Regions from separate parts of the Homo sapiens genome. Here region 2 is linked to region 1. Evidence: read pairs that join two places in POLR2A ChIA-PET (ENCODE). Cell type or tissue: OCI-LY7. All regions are shown on one strand. Each heading gives the region's core, and the rest is flanking DNA. Links, peaks and the distances in the headings are about the cores only. Region 1 overlaps NDUFA12 (NADH:ubiquinone oxidoreductase subunit A12). Region 2 overlaps VEZT (vezatin, adherens junctions transmembrane protein).

The links. Peaks named below come from ENCODE experiments on the same cell type or tissue, not always from the same donor. Only the 100,000 strongest peaks of a DNase experiment are listed, where the experiment ranks them.
Region 2: POLR2A ChIA-PET joins it to region 1 with 5 read pairs; 2 of 35 experiments call an interaction of 5 or more read pairs at or near these places.

What each region holds. Positions count from the first base shown.
Region 1 is chr12:94,985,362-94,995,019 of GRCh38, reverse strand. NDUFA12 (NADH:ubiquinone oxidoreductase subunit A12) reads left to right here. Exons shown (of 4, transcript NM_018838.5): 3 at 763-850. Among named protein-coding and RNA genes, the nearest start is that of NDUFA12, 14 kb to the left of the region's middle. RefSeq lists an enhancer at 5,148-5,659. In OCI-LY7, for the core only: no CTCF peak of the experiment used is centred there; no DNase peak of the experiment used is centred there; H3K27ac peaks cover 1,287 bases.
Region 2 is chr12:95,237,984-95,247,641 of GRCh38, reverse strand. The region is part of intron 1 of VEZT (vezatin, adherens junctions transmembrane protein); the gene reads right to left. Among named protein-coding and RNA genes, the nearest start is that of VEZT, 25 kb to the right of the region's middle. In OCI-LY7, for the core only: no CTCF peak of the experiment used is centred there; no DNase peak of the experiment used is centred there.

The sequences.
Region 1 (9,658 bases), core at 4,612-7,111:
TGAATGTATGTGATGTTTAATTTTCACAGCAACTCTAAGATGTAGGTATAGTCATCCACTTTTACTAGATAAAGAAACTGAGGCTCATAAAATTTGCCTAATAACCACTGATAATAAGTGACAAAGCCCAAGTCTTTGCTCAGTTTAAGGACCCAATTGTGTAAATAAGTAGTGGTTAGGCCCCTCAACTAGTGCACAGAAATTTCCTAAATGAGGAGTGCAGCCATATTATTTTGATGACATGAGCTGTCCTATGTACCTAACCATCATTTCTAATGTTTGCTTATTGTATATAATTCACAAATTTCCAAAAGGATCTAGGGTGGTTTTAAAAAAATACTTATGTGGAGACATAGAATTCAAGTATGATTGCTACAAATGTGTTTTTTCCCCAGTCTCAAGAGGAACACCTTCTTTTCTGAATACCCTGTACATCTGGGAACACACTTTCCTATCCTGTCTGCTACTCCCTCTGTGGGGAGCTGGCAGGGAAGCAAGGATTCTCCCCTGTGGGAAAGGCCTGAGCCCCACCCACAGCAGTGAATCATCTCAGTCCTTGCTGCGGGTTGCTGCTTAAAGTTTGCCACACACCTCCTGGAGCTTACCTTCACGAATTCACCCAGGGTGTTATTCCTCCAATAGCTCTCTTATATAAGATCACAAAAAGTCTTTTCTTAATAAAAAGGTTGTCTTCTTTGATATTATGCATCTATGCTTTAAAAAAAAAAGTTTTTCTTTTTAAATGTTCATCTTCCCACCCAGGCCGTCACCGATGGGTTGTATATACTACTGAAATGAATGGCAAAAACACATTCTGGGATGTGGATGGAAGCATGGTGCCTCCTGAATGGTAAGCTAAGACAACATTTTATTTGTCTTTCTTTTTTTTCTTTTTTGAGACAGGGTCTCACTCTGTCACCCAGGCTGGAGTGCAGTGACATGATCATGACTCATGTCAGCTTTGACCTCCCAGGCTCAAGTGATCCTCCCACATCAGCCTCCCTAGTAGCTGGGACTACAGGCCCATGCCATCTCACCCGGATAATTTTTGTTTTGTTTTTAAATTTGTTTGTTTGTTTCTTTTTTGAGACAGAGTCTCATTCTGTCGCCCAGGCTGGAGTGCAGTGGTACAAACTTGGCTCACTGCAACCTCCACCTCCTAGGTTCAAGCGATTCTCCTGTCTTAGCCTCCCGAGTAGCTGGGACTACAGGTGTGAGCCACCACGCCTGGCTAATTTTGTATTTTTAGTACAGACAGGTTTTCACTGTGTTGGCCAGGCTGGTCTCGAACTCCTGACCTCAGGTGATCCATCCACCTCGGCCTCCCAAAGTGCTGGGATTACAGGCATGAGCCACCGTGCCTGGCTTTTTTTTTTTTTTTTTTTTTTTTTTTTTGAGACAGAGTCTCACTCTGTTGCCCAAGCTAGAGTGCAGTGGCATGATCTTGGCTCACTGCAACCTCTGACTGCCAGGTTCAAGCAGTTCTCCTGCCTCAGCCTCCCGAGTAGCTGGGACTACAGGCTCATGCTACCACGCCTGGCTAATTTTTGTATTGTTAGTAGAGATGGGGTTTCACCGTTTTGGCCAGGCTGGTCTTGAACTCCTGACCTCAGGTGATCCACCCGCCTCGGCCTCTCAAAGTGCTGGGATTACAGGCATGAGCCACTGCACTCGGCCTAATTTTTGTATTTTTTATAGAAATGCGATTTCGCCATGTTGCCCAGGCTGGCCTCAAACTCCTAGGCTCAAGTGATCCACCCACCTCGGCCTCTCAAAGTGCTGGGATTATAGGCATGAGCCACCATGCCCAGCTTTTATTTATTTTTTTAGTTGAAATGGGATCTTGCTATGTTGCCCAGGCTGGAACTCCTGGGCTCAAGCAATCCTCTCACCTCACCCTTCCAAGTAGCTGAGATTATAAGCACGAGCCACCATGCCTGGTTCATTTTATTTTATTTAACTTGGCAATATTTATTTCATTACAAAAATATTTATTGAATATCTCTCTATAAAGCAGTCAGTGGTGTTCTTCTGAAAGTATCTGTCCTATTTACATTGAGTGCATAATAAGTTACCCTTAAATTTAGTGGCTTAAAACAACAACTGTTTCTCTCTCCATAGTTTTTTTTTGGGTCAGGAGTTCAGACAAGATAAAACGAGGGTGGCTAGTCTCTGCTCCTAGATGTCTGATGTCTGGAGCCTCAGCTGGAAGACTCCAAGTCTGGACACTGGAATCATCTGAAAACTTGTTCACTTAGTATCTGGCATTTATTGCTGGCTGTCAGCTGGGGGTATAGTTGGGCCTGTGGGTTGGAACACCTTCCTGTTGCCTGGGCTGACACAGGCAAGTGCTCTGAGAGAGTGAGCTAGGCAGGAACCATATTGCCTTATCTAACTTAGTCTTGCAAATTGTCCAGTGTCACTTTCATATTCCATTGATTGAGGCAATTAGAAAGCTCCACCCAAGTTCTACATGAGAAAACATGAACCTATCTCTTGATGGAGGCATGTCAACATCACAGTATATATTGGGATGTGTAATGGTGTGGCTGTCTTGGAAAAACAATATGCCATAGTATCACCTGTCTGGGTGAAGCGAAAGGTGAAAAGAACTTTGGCTGTAATCTTATCTGGCAGTTTGACTTTAAGCAAGTTCCTTAACCTCTCTGGGGGTTAGTCTCATTGTCTATAAAATGAGAGCCCTAAAATTCCTTAGGTCTCTAAAATTTGTATGACTTTATAATACGCATATTTTGAAATGAAATTCTAAATGCTCACTTGAATTACCAAATTTTGCATGACGTATTTCAAAGCAAAGTACTTATATCTGTTTCATAGATTGCTGAAATAATACCATACAGTTGATATACAATTAAACTCTGGAGCTCCTTTCCAGTGGTCTAGAAAATTTCACCCAAAAACTAGAAATAAGTATATCTGGTGGGCTGTGACATTTTATTTTAATTGAATTTGATCATCAGAGCTAGTTTTGGGCTGTCTTCAGTAGAAAGTGGGATAATCTCAGTGTATTTGCCTCTGTTCTAAAGAGTCACTTGGAAACCCAGATATGTGACATAAGTGAGTGAAGTGCAGCTATGAAACAATAGGACGTAGTGGAGACTGCAGTGAACTGAAAAGTACAGACTTGTCAAAGAGGGCAGCAGGCTTATTCAGCAACCTGCAGTTCCATCAGGTGAGAATTCTGCGAAGGGTTTCTGGATGATTTTTCAAAGGTGGACATCTGTATTTATTTGTGAGACTTCTTGTTTTTTCTTGCTTTTTTTTTTTTTTTTGAGATAGCGTCTCACTCTGTCGCCCAGGCTGGAGTGCAGTGGCACCATCTTGGCTCACTGCAACTTCCGCCTCCCAGGTTCAAGCAATTCTCCCGCCTCAGCCTCTCAAGTAGCTGGGACTACAGGTGCCTGCCACCGTACCTGGCTAATTTTTGTACTTTTACTACAGACAGGTTTCACCATGTTGGCCAGGTTGGTCTTGAACTCCTGGCCCCGAGTGATCCACCCACTTTGGCCTCGCAAAGTGTAGGGATTACAGGCATGAGCCACTGCACCGGGTCAGTTCTTTTTTTTTTCAATTAATTTTTAAAAATATTTGACATTTTAAATACAGCATTATCTAGCAGAACTTTTCACAATGACGGAAGTGTTCTTTATCTGCCCTGTCCAATAGGGTAACCACTTGCCACGTGTGGCCCAGAACATTTTATTATTATTAATATTATTATTATTTTGAGACGGGGACACTCTGTTGCCCAGGCTGGAGAGCAATGGCACAATCAGTCTCGACTTCCTGGGCTCAAGTGATCCTCCTGCCTCAGCCCCCTGAGTAGCTGGGACTACAGGCATGTGGCACCATGCCCAGCTAATTTTTTTGTATTTTTAGTACAGATGAGGTTTCGCCATGTTGCCCAGGCTGGTCTCAAACTCCTGGACTCAAATGATTCGCCAACCTCTGCCTCCCAAAATACTGGGATTAGAGGCATGAGCCACCACACCTGGCCTTTCTAGAGCACTTTAAAATGTGGATAATGCAACTGAGGACATTTTAAAATTTTTATTTAAGATAAGTAGGCTACTCGATTGGACAGAATAGTTTGTTTGTTTTTCAAATACTGTGAGCTAAGCAAAACATATTTGTACTGTACATTTTTGCTGAGCTATAACCAGATTTCAACCCCTGTTCTACTACTTGGACTAATTGTGAGCACTGACTGTGTCAGTGATGTAATTTGAAGAATATGATAATGGATAATATCTTTAAAAGCTCACTGGGGCTTGGTGTGGTGGCTCATACCTGTAGTCCCAGCACTTTGGAAGGCTGAGGCATGAGGCTCGCTTGAGGCCAGAAGTTTGAGACCAGCCTGGGCAACATAACAAGGCCTCATCTCTATAAATAAAAAAAGTTTTAGAAAATTAGCCAGGCATGGTTGTACATGCCTGTAGTTCCAGCTACTTGGGAGGCTGAGGTGGGAGGATCCCTTCAGCCCAGGGGTTTGAGGTTGCAAGGAGGTATGATTGCACCACTGTACTCCAGCGTGGGTGACAGAGTGAAACCCTGTCTCTGAATAAAAAAAGCTCTTTGGTTCTTACCGTGAGAAAGCAGCACTGATTAGGAGCTTTCTCATGCTACATCATTTGGGGATTGCTGTTGCACTCTTTTTAGTGGGAAATAACAACCTGTGGTTCCGTTAAGGTCTGAGGAGCTGTGGGGTTTTTTTGTTTTTTTTTTTTCCACATTCTATGTCTCTTTATTTTTTTCCTTCAACTTTTATTCTAAGCTCCAGGGTACATGTGCAGGATGTGCAGGTTGACATAGGTAAACATGTGCCATGATGGTTTGCTGCACAGATCATCCTATCACCTAGGTATTAAGCCCAGCATGCATTGAGCTTTGGTTTTAGGTTTAGAACCATCAACCTTCTCCAAAGGGGCATTCTATATGTTAGGAGGACTATTTGAGACCAAGGTGTCAACATGGAATTCAGGCTTTAGGAGCTGAGGTGTCCTGGTTTTTGTTTAACTGAGAGATTGTTTCTTGGGTGGAATTGGTCCTGGGAGGCTATAGAAGGCATGTGAGCTGTCTTATTCAGATTGACATCTACCTGCTTCAAAATGTTCATCTAACATTGGTGCTCAGGGGCCACATTTTGGGAGATGAGGGGTAGGGGTGTGATTTCAATTATGTGCGATTAATTATGTTTAAAATTATAAAATAGTAAAAACCTGAAAAGCTAAAAGTTCTATTCAGTGGAGCAAGTCCTTTTATTTGATCTGAGACCACATGAAAATGAAGCTAAGAGCTGTAGAAGATCACTCCAGCAGGTGCCTAAGGGCAAGTGAGGATTCAAAGCTGCATTTCTTTGTGGAGAGGAGCCTCCTAAGGTCTGAGTACCTTTGATGACCCTTATTTGTATGGGAAGCTTCACGGCTTGTGATGAATCTTTTTAGGGAGAAATGGTGTTGAACAAGCTTAGCTGTTTGTTTCTCAAACCCCTCTTTGTTGACCGTGACACACTGTGGAATTCTAAATCTGTGGATTCTTACCTTTGATTCATGAATAAATTTGATGTTGGGTTGATATATCTCTAATTAGAGAGCTAGGTATTATCACGTGTAGAGAGTAATTGTACAGATACAATTTATCATCCCTATTCAAATAACTATTTAGTACCTACCAGGTGCCAAGAACCTGGGGTAAAGCAGTGAATAAAACAAGGTCCTTGTTTTCATAGGGGAAGGCAGAAAAACATCCTTTATATAATTGTGGTAATGAAAAATGCAAGGAAGATAATATGAAGCTGGGCCTCATGGGAATCAAGAGCAATGGAAGGGTCAGGTGGCTGTTTTATACAGCAGTTAGAGAAAGCTTCTTTGAGAAAGTGACATTTGAGGAAAGACGTAGAAGCGGGGAGAAAGCGTTCCAGGCAGAGGGAACCACAGGTGCAAAGCCTGTATGTTTGAGATGTATTGCTTGGTCTGTTCAAAGAACAGCAGTATGGCCAGTTTGGCTGGAATGGAATGAGTGAGGGGAAGATGTTAAGAAACGAGGTAGGAGAAATAGCTAGGGCCCAAATCATGTAGATGTTGTAAGATGAAAGGTTCTTGTATCGGCTCGAACCCTGAGAGTGCATCAGCAGACAACATGGCAGTGTGGAGCAACACACTGTTTTAATGAGCGCCTGGGTGCAGGTGGGCTGATGCCTAAAATGGCGTTAGCACCAAATGAGGATGGGGCAGGGGTTTTATAGTCTCCTGTAAACAGGAAGTGTCTCAGTCTGATGTAACTGCTACATAGTACCTGGACGGCCTGCCCCTCAATCTTCAAGGGGGTATGTGTCTTTCGGCCAGCTCTCTTCCTGCTTCTGCTGTCTTGCTGACCCACGCTGCTGGCCCAAGCTTGGGACTGGGCCTGAGAAGGGAGGAGTTATTCATCTCTTCAAGCTTTCAGGCCTCAGGGAGAATCTTTCAGTAAGCCATGGTACATACTTCGGCTTTTTGTCTGAATTTATTTGGAAGTCACTGGAAGGTAAGATAGGGTGTGATCTGATTTACAGTTTTTTAACATTTGGAATAATCCCGAACTTTCAGAATCATTACTAATATTTTAATAAAAGTAAGTTGCCAAATTGATGCCCCATCACTCCTGAATACTTTAGTGTGTACGTCTTGCAAACAAGAACATTGTCCTACATAACCACAATATGACCATAAATATCAGGAAAGTAACAAAGATACACTATGAAAGGGAGGCAAAATTTTACCCTTATCCTCTTAGGGCTTTTTGGTTGGGCTTGAGAATTAAAGACATGTTAACAGGAGAAAAGCATACAAATTTATTTAATATAAGAGTTCCGTGATGTGGAGCCCTCATAAGGGATGAAGACCCAAAGATGCAGTTCATGTTGAACACTTAGATACTGAATTGGACAAGGAGTAGAACACTGAAAATGAGAAGACAAAGGGACTTGGGCTTGAGTAGGTTAATTGGGTGGAGAAGTGACTAAGAAGATAAAAGTTAATTTAACAACGTTTGTGCAGATTTCCCTTGACCTCAATTTCCTGTCCTTGATGTAGAATGATAGTTTCCTTCTGGTATAGGGAGGATATCTTTGATGTGGGAATTTTTTCTCCTGCTTTCAGAAAGAAAAAGGCCATATTATTCTTGTGCCTGCTGTTTTTCTTTACCTTTTTTTTTTTTTTTTTTTTTTTTTGAGACAATGTCCTGCCCTGTCACCCAGGCTGGAGTGCAGTGGTACAGTCTGCAGCCTCGACCTCCTGGGCTCAAATGATCCTCCTATCTCAGCCTCCCAAGTAGGTGGGATTACAGGCATGTGCCACTACACCTGGCGAATTTTTGTATTTTAAGTAGAGACGGGGTTTCATCATGTTGGCCAGGCTGGTCTTGAACTCCTGGCCTCAAGTGATCTGCCTACCTTGGCCTCCCAAAGTGCTGAGATTACAGGCATGAGCCACCACACCCAGCCGTGCCTGCTGTTGTTCAAGTGCCTTTAACTCAGCATAGTCCATATGCCAGAGCTGCATATTTTGGAGCAGCGTGTTCTGAACTTCAGCCACTCAGGTTTCGTCAGTTGTCCCAACAGTGTCCTTTATAGAGAGATCCAATCACACATTTCATATGGATCTCAAGTTCTTTAGTCTCCTTCACACTTGATTGGTTCCTCAACTTTTCTGTGATTTTCATGACCTTGACGCTTTTGAAAATTACTTGACAGTTATATTGTTGAAGGTCCCTCAGTGAGTTTGTTGAATGTTTCCTCATGACTAGGTTCAGGCTATGCTTCTGTGACATTCCTGTCACTGAAGCCATGTTTTTCTTGTTGCACTCTATTAAGTAGCAGCTGATTTGTTTTTGTCCTATTATTAATGAAAACCTCTATCACGTGATTAAGGGGTCTGCCGGTTTTCTCCATTCTAAAGTTACTAATTTTCCCTTTGAAATTAATTAGCATTTTGTGGGGAGACACTTTGAGGTTATGTAAGTATCCCCTTACTCATCAAAGCTTTAATTCATTATTTGTATCTGTATCAACTCCTATTTTAATCAATGGGTTATAATCCATTGCTTTAAATGGTTCTTTTATTGTTCAAATTGGGCTCAATTTGACTAGTTGGAACCCATTCAAGCTGCATTTGGAGTTCTTTGGAGGTTTTTAGAGGGGAGGGGTTCTCAGTTTTTAAAAATATTTTATTTGAGATAGGGTCTCACTCTGTCGCCCAGGCTGAGTGCACTGGTGCTTTCACAGCTCACTCCAGCCTCAACCTCCTGGGCTTAAGCCATCCTCCTGCCTCAGCCTCCCAAGTAGCTGGGACTACAGGGGTGCATCACCACAACCTGCTGGTTTTTTTTTAGGAGATAGGGGTCTCACAGTGTTGCCCAGGCTAAAATTTTATTTTTAATTGACAAATAATAATTGTATATATTTGTGGGGTACAATATGATGTTTTGATACATGTTTACATTGTGGAATGATTAAATCAAGCCAATTAGTAAATCAATTACCTCACATACTTATCATTTTTTTGTGGTAAAAACACTTAAAATTATTTTAGCAATTTCCAAATATACAGTGAATTATTATTTATTACAGTCACCATTCTGTGCAGTAGAGCACTAAAGCTTAGTCCTCCTAACTGAAATTTTGTACTCTTTTATCAACATCTCCTCTTTCTTATACTCTCCACTCCTCCTGCCCGTGGTAACCACCATTCTACTCTGCTTGTTTTTCTTTTTTTTTCTTTTGAAGACAGGGTCTTGTTCTGTCTCCCAGGCTGGAGTTCAGTGGCACATTAATAGCCCACTACAGCTTCAATATGCTGTGCTCAAGCGATCTTCCCAACTCAGCCTCCTGAGTAGCTGAGACTAGCTTATTTATTTATTTATTTATTTATTTATTTAGAGACAGAGTTATGCTCTTGTCGCCCAGACTGGGATGCAGTGACGTGATCCCAGCTCACCGCAACCTCTGCCTCCCGGGTTCAAGCGATTCTCCTGCCTCAGCCTCCTGAGTAGCTAGGATTACAGGTGCACACCACCATGCCCAGCTAACTTTTGTATTTTTAGTAGAGACGGGGTTTCACCATATTGGCCAGGCTGGTCTCAAATTCCTGACCTCAGGTGATCTGTCCACCTCGGCCTCCCAGAGTGCTGGGATTACAGGTGTGAGCCACTGTGCCTGGCCTATTTTTATTTTTAGTAGAAGTGAGCTCTTGCTATGTTGCACAGTCTGATCTGGTTTCCCTGATGATTAGTGACAATGAGCATTTTTTTCATATAGCTGTTGACCATTTGTATGTCTTCTGAGAAATGTCTGGGTACTTTGTCCCTGCCAACCGCTTTTTTTTTTTTTTTTTTTTTGAGATGGAGTCTTGTTCTGTCTCCCAGGCTGGAGTGCAGTGGCGTGATCTCAGCTCACTGCAAGCTCCACCTCCCAGGTTCACGTCATTCTCCTGCCTCAGCCTCCTGAGTAGCTGGGACTACAGGCGCTGACCACCATGCCCAGCTAAATTTTTTGTATTTTTTTAGTAGAGACGAGGTTTCACCATGTTAGCCAGGATTGTGTTGATCTCCTGACCTCGTGATCCACCCACCTCGGCCTCCCAACGTGCTGGGATTACAGGCG
Region 2 (9,658 bases), core at 3,672-6,171, 250 kb before region 1:
ATTATGGAGAGCCCCAAAGAGCTTTTGTTTACATGGACGTCTAATGACATCATATTAGAACTCAAAACTAAAATTTAAAAAAAACTTATTATTTTACTTGAAAATAGCAATAAACCTGTTACAATGTTAAACAACATATGTTAATGAAAAAATTCTCCAAAATGAAAAAAATTTATTGAGAAGAACAGATTGTTTTACACTTTTTGCAAATCTCTTTATTGTTTGGCTTAATAGAAAATTGCCGGATACTTATATCTGCTTCTGCATTCAATGTGTTGCAATGTATTGTTTTGGGTGAAGTATACAGAAAAATAAAGGCTTACACAAATAATATAGTTGGAAAGCCAGAAGTATTTTAATAGTCTTTTCTGATCATTGTAGTATCAAAGAAGAATAGCCGTACCGAAACAAGTAATAGTTTCAAATAGCTAAATGTTAACGTAGAATATGCAACCATCTGATGAGCTTTTTGTACTCTGTATACACACATGAGAATGACAGTGACAAAGGCAAATAATGTCTTAGTATTAAAACCTGATCACTCAACATAATTTATTTTGACTTTTTTTCTTTTACAGCAAGGGGAGGCTCCCTATTGCAACTGTTCTGACCACTATATTTTAGAGGTTTTGGGATATTAGGCTTATACACTAATAAATACAGGGAAATATTTATTTTTCATAAAGTATTAGATGGTAGCTTTAGAAAGGGGTGTTTTTGTGCAGAGGGTAAGGCAGAGTAGGTAGTTGTCTCTATTATGACTTTTCCTTGGTTCAAGCAAAATAAAACCGCAAATGTTTTATTTAAGTTGTTTTTTTGAAGAGAAATCATTAACACTGGATTCAAACTATAATTTCGAAGTATTGGAGAATGTTACTGATGCCAAAAGAAATATGAGAAACCTCAGACACAGCATGTGGGAGCTCCTCAGGAAATCTTTGTGGTTCACTATTCCTGTAAGTTTTAGCTGACAGAAAACACATATCATAACACCAGAAAGAATTTTGCTAAATGAAAAACAGCCAAGAACCTTTGGTTGTGCTAAGATTGTTCTGGTGGCCGAAACATTTTTGCAATAAAAATAAACAAAAATAGACAGGAAAATCCCACATTTTTGCTGAAGAAAGCTCTTTAAGAAAATGTCTCATCCAAGTCCTACACTACTGACACTTCTTGCCAGCCCTGCTCCCTGCAGGCCCCACATAAAGATATCAGATCTGGGTGGGTGCGGTGGCTCACGCCTGTAATCCCAGCACTTTGGGAGGCCAAGGCGGGTGGATCACTTGAGGTCAGGAGTTCGAGACCAGTTTGGCCAACATGGTGAAACCCCGTCTCTACTAAAAACACAGAAATTAGCCAGGCATGGTGGCACATGTCTGTAATCTCAGCTACTCGGGAGACTGAAGCAGGAGAATCCCTTGAACCCAGGAGGTGGAGGTCGCAGTGAGCTGAGATCCCGCCACTGCACTCCAGCCTGGGCAACAGAGCGAGACTCCGTCTCAAAAAAAAAAAGAAAAAGAAAAAAAAGAAAAGATATCAGATCTCCCAGATGTATAAAGTCCAACCATTCACTTATGGCAGTGCTTGTTTTCTACATGATTCATGATGTATTCTGTACAAGTGCCAGTGTCATTACTACATCATTGCTGGTTAGCTTTTATTTGAGACAGGGTCTTTCTCTGTCACCCAGGCTGGAGTGCAATGGCACGATCATAGCTTACTATAGCCTCAACCTCTGGAGATCAAGCAATCTTCCCACCTCAGCCTCTGAGTGGCTGGGACTACAGGTGCAAGCTACCATACTCAGATAATTTTTAAATTTATTGTAGAGATGGGGTCTTGCTATGTTTCTCTGGCTGGTCTCCAACTCCTGGCCTCAAGGGATCCTCCTGCCTCAGCCTCCTGAGTCACTGGGATTATAAGCATGAGCAGTTCTACCTGGCTACAGTGCTTTTATTATTAGCTTCACTCTTTTAAACTGCTTTAAACTCTTATAGATAGAACAAGTTGTAAGCTTTCAGGTCTTGGGCCAGAGAAGAATGGGCCAAAGATGGCAGAATTAGGCAACTGATTCAATAATAAATACTTACTGAACATCTTCCATGTCAGGCAACATGTAGGCACAGGGGATAAAACAAAACAGGAACAGTTTTTCCCAAAAGAGTTTTATCTTGTAATACTTCTGATAAAACCACGGTTCATCAAGCTTTCAACATTATCAAGGAAATATTGAGTGCTCTGGTACTTTCTAGGTATGCTCTGTTTCCAGAAAAATCCTCTCCCTGTTTCAGCTTCCTTAAGTACAAAGTAAGAATGCTATGGGACTCTTAAACTTGTTCAGGTAGTAAAACAAAACTCACGACACTCTGAGAAACAAGATAAAAGGTGGTATTTTTATTTTTTATTTTTTGAGACAGAGTCCCCCTTTCACCCAGGCTGGAGTGCAGTGGCACGATCTTGGCTCACTGCAACCTCCACCTCCCGGGTTCAAGTGATTCTCCTGCTTCAGCCTCCCAAGTAGCTGGGATTACAGGCATGCGCTACTACACCCAGCTAATTTTTTGTATTTTTAGTAGATATGGGGTTTCACCATGTTGGCCAGGCTGGTCTTGAACTCCTGACCTCAAATGATCCGCCCATCTCAGACTCCCAAAGTGCTGGGATTACAGGCATGAGCCACCTTGCCTGGCCAAAAGTGGTATTTTAAAATACAGAATTTTGTGCTAAACCAAATGTCATCTTATGCTACAAAATAAGCTAAATACAGAGTATGGAAATCCTGTAGATCAAATTATTTAGTTTCTATGACTCAAGGACATATCTAAATAAATAATGAAATGCATTTGTCTTTAAAAAAAAAAAACACACCAAAAAAAATTACCAAATTTCTTCAACAAATAAATGACTTTTAAAAAGGTGAGAGGCAGGAGACTGAGGTGGGAGGGAGGATGGTTTAAACCTGGGAGGCAGAGGTTACAGTGAACTGAGATCACACCATTGCACACCAGCCTGGATGACAGGGCCAGATCTTGTCTCAGAAAAAAAAAAAAAGAGGCAAGAGGGTGGGGAAAGACTAAAGTGACGTATCACCCAAATGCAACGTAGGGACTTGTTTTGGATTCTGCTTGGAACAACTGTAAGAAGGCATTTTTGAGAATTTAAGGAAGCCCAAACACAGACTAGGTATTAGATATTAGGAAATTATTATTAATTTTGTCAGATGAGATAATTATATTGGGGTTATCATTATTTATTTATTTAGAAACAGGGTCTCGTTCTGTCACCCATGCAGTGGTGTGCATAGCTCACTGCAGCCTCAAACTCCTGGGCTCGAGGAATCCTCCCACCTCAACCTCCTGTGTAGCTGGTACTACAGGTATGTGCCATTATGTCCGGCTAATTGTTTTTTATTTTAGAGACAGGGTCTCACTATGTTGCCCAGGCTGGTCTCCAACCCCTGGGCTCATGTGATCCTCCCACCTCGGCCCAAAGCACTGGGATTATAGGTGTAAGGCACTGTGCCTGGCCAGAGTTATCTTGAAAAAGGAAAAAAAAAAAAGAGTTTTTAGTCTGTTTTGTGTTGCTATAACAGAATACTTGACACTGCATATTTTATAAAGAAAGAAGCTTACTTAGCTCATAGTTCTGCAGGCTGGGAAGTTCAAGAGCATGCCACTGGCTTCTAGCAAGGGCTCTGCTGCCTAGATATAATATGGTAGAAGGTCAAAGCGGGAGTGGGTATGTGCAAAGGGGCCAAGCCCTAAGAAAGTCCTTACTTTATAACAACCTGCTCTTTCAGGAATTAATCAGTTCCCAAGAGAACTAATTCAGTTTTGAGAGAGCAAGAACTCACTCACTATTGTGAGAATGGCACCAAGCCATCCATGAAAGTGGAGCCTCGTGACCTAAATGCCTCCCATTAGGTCCTACCTCTTAAAGGTTCTACCTCCCAACATCGTAGCATGGCAATTAAATTTCAACATGAGTTTTGGCAGGGACAAACCACACCTAAATCACAGCAAGTACTTGTCTGTTAGAGATACATACTGATACATTTACAGGTGAAATTAGGTAATGTCTGATATTTGCTTTATTTTTATTTATTTATTTATAACAGGCCAAATGGGAGTCACATGGTATTTGCTTTAAAATACACCAAGAAAAAAGATGGGGGAGGGTGAGAGGAATAGATGAGACAGTTTGGTAAAATGTTAACAGCTGCTGAAGCTGAAGCTGAAGCTGAGTGATGGGTAAATGGAGCTTTTTTTTTTTTTTTTTTTGAGATGGTGTCTCACTCTGTCACCCAGGTTGGAGTGCAGTGACACTATCTCTGCTCACGGCAACCTCCAAGTGATCCTCCCATCTCTGTCTCCCAAGTAGCTGGGACCACAGGCATGCACCACCACCCTCAGCTCACTTTTTGTATTTTTGGTAGTGATGGGGTTTCACCAGGTTGCCCAGGCTGGTCTGGAACTCCTGAGCTCAAGTGATCTGCCCACCTCAAACCTCCCAAAGTGCAGGAATTACAGGCATAAGCCACCAGGCCTGGCCATGGAGTTTTCATTGTAGTATTCTCTCCCTTAAAATACATTTTTAAGGTCTATAATAAAAGTCTTTTAAAAATCAGATGCTAGGTTTTCCTAAAGTCTGGTATAAAAGGCTTAAGAAAATACTATGGAACAAAAATGTAAACTTGAAAAAATTCAACTTATTATTATAATCTGGGGAAAATATCATTTTACTGATTTTTTTTTTTTTTTTTTTTGGTGAGATGGAGTTATGCTCTTGTCACCCAGGCTGGAGTGCAATGGCACCATCTCGGCTCACTGCAACCTCCGCCTCCCAGGTTCAAGTGATTCTCCTGCCTTAGCCTCCCAAGTAGCTGGGATTACAGGAGCCAGCCACCACGCCCAGCTGACTTTTGTATTTTTACAAATACAGGGTTTTACCAGGTTGGCCAGTCTGGTCTCGAACTCCTGACCTCAGGTGATCTGCCTGCCTCAGCCTCCCAAAGTACTGGGATTACAGGCGTGAGCCACCACGCCCGGCCCATTTTATTAGATTTTAAAACACTCCACACGTAGTCCCAGCTACTGAGGATGCCTGCTTGAGCCCAGGAGTTTGAGGCCGTAGGGCCTATGATCACACTTGTGAATAGCTACTGCACTCCAGCCTAGGCAACATAGCAAAATCCTGTCTCTAAAAAAGAAAAGAAAACAAAACAAAATAAAAACCAGAAAAAACCCATTAGAGTCTTACAAACTTCTATCTAATAGTCTCAGGTGATTTTATTTTTATTTTTATTTTTTTTAGAGATGGGGTCTCACTATGCTGCCCAGGCTGATCTTGAACTCCTGGCCTCAAGCGATCCTCCCACCTTGGCCTCTCAAAGTGCTGGGATTACAAGTGTGAGCCACCATGTCCAGGTCAAACTTCCATCTAGTAGTGGTACTTCCATAGTAGTGGTAGTTTTAATGTCTATTGAAAGAGAATACGACAAAAAGCAAATGTTAATATAGATAAGATCTAAAATAAATTTATGAGTTAATCACATGTGTATCAACTAGTGTAACTTGTACATGTGCTATTTTTTGTGTTTATTTTTAAAAAATTCAGAAAATGATGAGCAAGTATTTGGACTTGCAAACTTCCTGCAACAATGTCTACGCTTTTTAATATTTTCGCCAAGGTCAACAAATATCAAAGGTATCCTCTAGCAACATGATTTCAAGTTGCTAGTCTCAGTGGAGGCACAAATAAGTGTCTACTTACCTGTCAATTTGAATTATTCACATTTTCTTTCCACAAACTAATGTAAAGTTCATGGAATAAACTATTCTCAATTATGTGATTTTTCTGAGCCATGTTTTAAAATCACCATTAAACAAGACAGTTAAAAACAAAAAGTAGAAACAAAAAAACTACTATGTTCTTATAAAGCAGTGGTTCTCAAAGTAAATCATCACTGCACAACTCCCCCTCCCCACATTTGGCAATTTCTGGAGACATTTTTCATTGTTAAAACTGAGGGGTGTGCTAGGCAGGGTAGCTCACTCCTTTAATCCCAGTACTTTGGGAGGCCAAGGCAGGAGGAATTGCTTGAGGCCAGGCGTTTGAGACTATCCTAGGTAATATAAAGCAAGACCTTGTCTCTACTAAAAATAAAAAAATTAGCCAGAAATGGTGGTGTGCGCCTCTGGTCCCAGCTACTTGGGAGGCTGAAAGTGAAGGATTGCTTGAGCCTGGAGTCAAGGCTGCAGTAAGCCATGCAAGACTCGTCTCAAAACAAACAAACAAAACCTGTTGGCAAGGCACGGTGGCTCACACCTGTAATCCCAGCACTCTGGGAGGCCAAGATGGGTGGGTCACTTGAGGTCAGGAGTTTGAAACCAGCCTGGCCAACATGGTGAAACCTTGTCTCTACTAAAAAAAAATACAAAAATTAGCCGGGCGTGGTGGTGCACATCTGTAGTCCCAACTACTTGGGAGGCCTGAGGCAGGAGAATCACTTGAACCCGGGAGGCGGAGGCTGCAGCTGAGATAGCGCCACTGCACTCCAGCCTGGGCAACACAGCAAGACTCCGTCTTAAAAAACAAAAACAAAACAAAAAAATCCCCAAAAAACTGTGGGGTGGATGTGAGCAGCGCTACTGGTATCTAGTGTGTAGAGATCGGGATGCTGCTCAACATCCTATATTGCACAGGACAACCCTCACAAAGAGTTATCTGGCCCAAAGCATCAATAGTTCTAAGGCTGAGAACCTGTTTTTGAGTATAAGGAATCAAAGATTGAAAAAATCACAAAAAAATATGTAGCCTAGCAGCTGCTTTCATTATTTACTTTTTATTTTGGGACGATGACTGATTTGAAAAGCAATGACCAAAATGGAAAATTAGCTGTTTTTCCATGACTTGCAATGCTCAACAGCCTGTTGCAAAAACAGGCTTTCTAAGAGTGAAATGAGTTACCTTCGAAATAACTGCATTAGAATTTATGCATTGAAATTTTAATCAGCTACTAATATAAAACCAAAATAATTATAGCACTTGGTTACACTAAGTATTGTGATAATCAATATGAACCTTTAAATAGGCTAAGAAATGTTATTACAGTATTAAAAATATCTGAAGAAAATAATTTTCTATATAACATCGTTTTACTCCAGTAGAGCCTTAAATTTTAAAAACTTTAAGAATAGCTGAGCTAAGCTGTTGGGAGATTATTTCTACATAAACTTCATGCTCATCTAACTGAACTTCAGTCTTCCAATAAAAAATTTTCCTTATTTAAAAAATTATGTTGGGGTGTCAACATAAGAAAAGAAGTGCAAATCTGACTATCTGGGCCATAGATATTAACTAGGAAAGTTAGATATCTCAATAAACCTAGCCTCTTCCACAAATGGCACTTTACTGAATGGTTTCTTTTGGATATTGACACACTATTAATATCAATACTACAGGTCCACAATCCAGCACATCTACTGGGCTAAGAACAGTCAATGATTGTCTATCTTCCAACTCAGTAGTCATTGTTGCAATGTTTCTGTTTTCCTCTTTCTTTTCTTCCTTCCTTCCTTCCTTCCTTCCTTCCTTCCTTCCTTCCTTCCTTCCTTCCTTTCTTTCTCTCTTTCTCTCTCTGTCTCCTCTCTCTCTCTCCTCTCTCTCTCTCTCTCTCTCTCTCTCTCTCTCTTTCGAGTCTCCCTCTGTTGCTCAGGCTGGAGGGCAGTGGCACAATCTCAGCTCACTGCAACTTCCACCTCTCAGGTTCAAGTGATTTTCCTGCCTCAGCTTCCCGAGTAGCTGGGATTAAAGGCATGTGCCACCACACCTGGCTAATTTTTGTATTTTTAGTAGAGATGGTGTTTCACCATGGTGGCCAGGCTGGTCTCAAACTCCTGACCTCAAGTGATCTGCCCTCCTTGGCCTCCTAAAGTGCTGGGATTACAGGTGTGAGCTACCGTGCTGGGCCTTATGTCACTTATTCTGTCTGTCTGAACCCTCCGAGCTCTTCACACTAGCCCTGATGCACCCTTGAGACTCTCTCCTTCCCTTTATCAGAAGAGCTGATCTCAGAGCCATATACCCTTTCAGAAAAGCAATTTGTAGTCTGCACTAACTAGTGGCCAAATTCTGATTCTGATCCCTCACACTATCTATTCTCTCTTGCAGATGGCAATGACTGAGTGCTAACAGCATTCCAGGGTAAAGATCATCTGGATAGAAAAGGGACAATCATCATTTACTCCTTTATCACTAGCCAAATATTTATTGAGCACCTACTCTGTGTCAGGCACTAGTTACTTTAGCAGTTCTCTGCCATTAACTTCTCTCTGGGGATATACAAGAAAAGTTAACTTATTTCATCTGTAAAAGGACACTAAGCTCAACTGCTCAACCTCAGTTTGTTTTTTTGTTTTTTACTGCCTTGCTACTTTTATACTAAAAATTTAAAAAATACAAAAAGATATAAAATGAGAAATAACTTTGTTTTTCCTACCCTAGTCCCCTAGTCTCTCACCCAAAAGGTAATAAATATTTAGCTCATGAATCCTTCCCCCAAAATTTAGTATCCACTTATATATGTATGAATAGCCTTCAAAATTTCTATACAAATGGAAATATACTATATACTTTTCTCTGCACTTGCTTCATCGAATGTATTTTAGAGACCTTTCCATATTAGGACATATATTGTACCTTATTCCTTTTTAGTGTCCTTATAGCATTTCAATTCTATGAATCTATCATGATTTATTTATCCAGTCTCTTATTGTTGGATAACTGGGACTACAAGAAGTATAAAAAATGAAAACATTTAATAAATGTGTTTAAGTATTAAAATCAAAATAACTTGATTACTGATTGAAATGGTTGGCAATGGAGGGATCAAGATTAAGATTTCTGATTTGAAGAATCAGGTGGTGCTATTTAATGAAATATGAAACAGTGGCGTAGCAACAAATCTGAGGAGGAAGGTGATGTATTAGAAGTGCCTATGAGATAGTCAAATGTGAATGGCTTAGACCTAAAATGTCTGGAGGTCAGGAAAGTAGCCTACTGAATGTATACATTCAAGTTTTTAGCATATAAATATGGTGGCAAACTCATATGACATACCAGTATAGAAACATATGTAGTCTGGAAGATCAACTAGAGATAATGGCAAGAGAAGACAGGAAGGCCCTAACAGAGTTACTATATATATTTTAGAAAACAGTAGAGCCAAGCCTGAAAAACAATGTAGTAACACTAAAAATAGTTGACATTTGCTGAGTTGCTTATTTACTAGGCATTGAGTTAAGCACGTTTTATAATACCTCATTTAATTCTAACAACTCTATAAAGAGGTATTTTTATTATTACCCTCATTTTACAGATGAGGAAACTGAGTCATAAAGAGGTTATAACTTGCTTAAAGTCACCCATCAGAATATAAACCCAGTTAGTCTGATTCCAAAGCCCATACTTTTAAACTATAATATAAAATTGTCTCTTTGAGAAAAATTGAGATGTAAAAGAAACAACCTCTCTCAAGTTCACCATATGTATCATATGATATATTCTATAAGGTTCAAAATGCTCAACCCTGCAAGGCATAATTTTTAATTCAATCATATTTTTGTCTCTCTTCAAGCTAACTTCATCTTAAATTGTC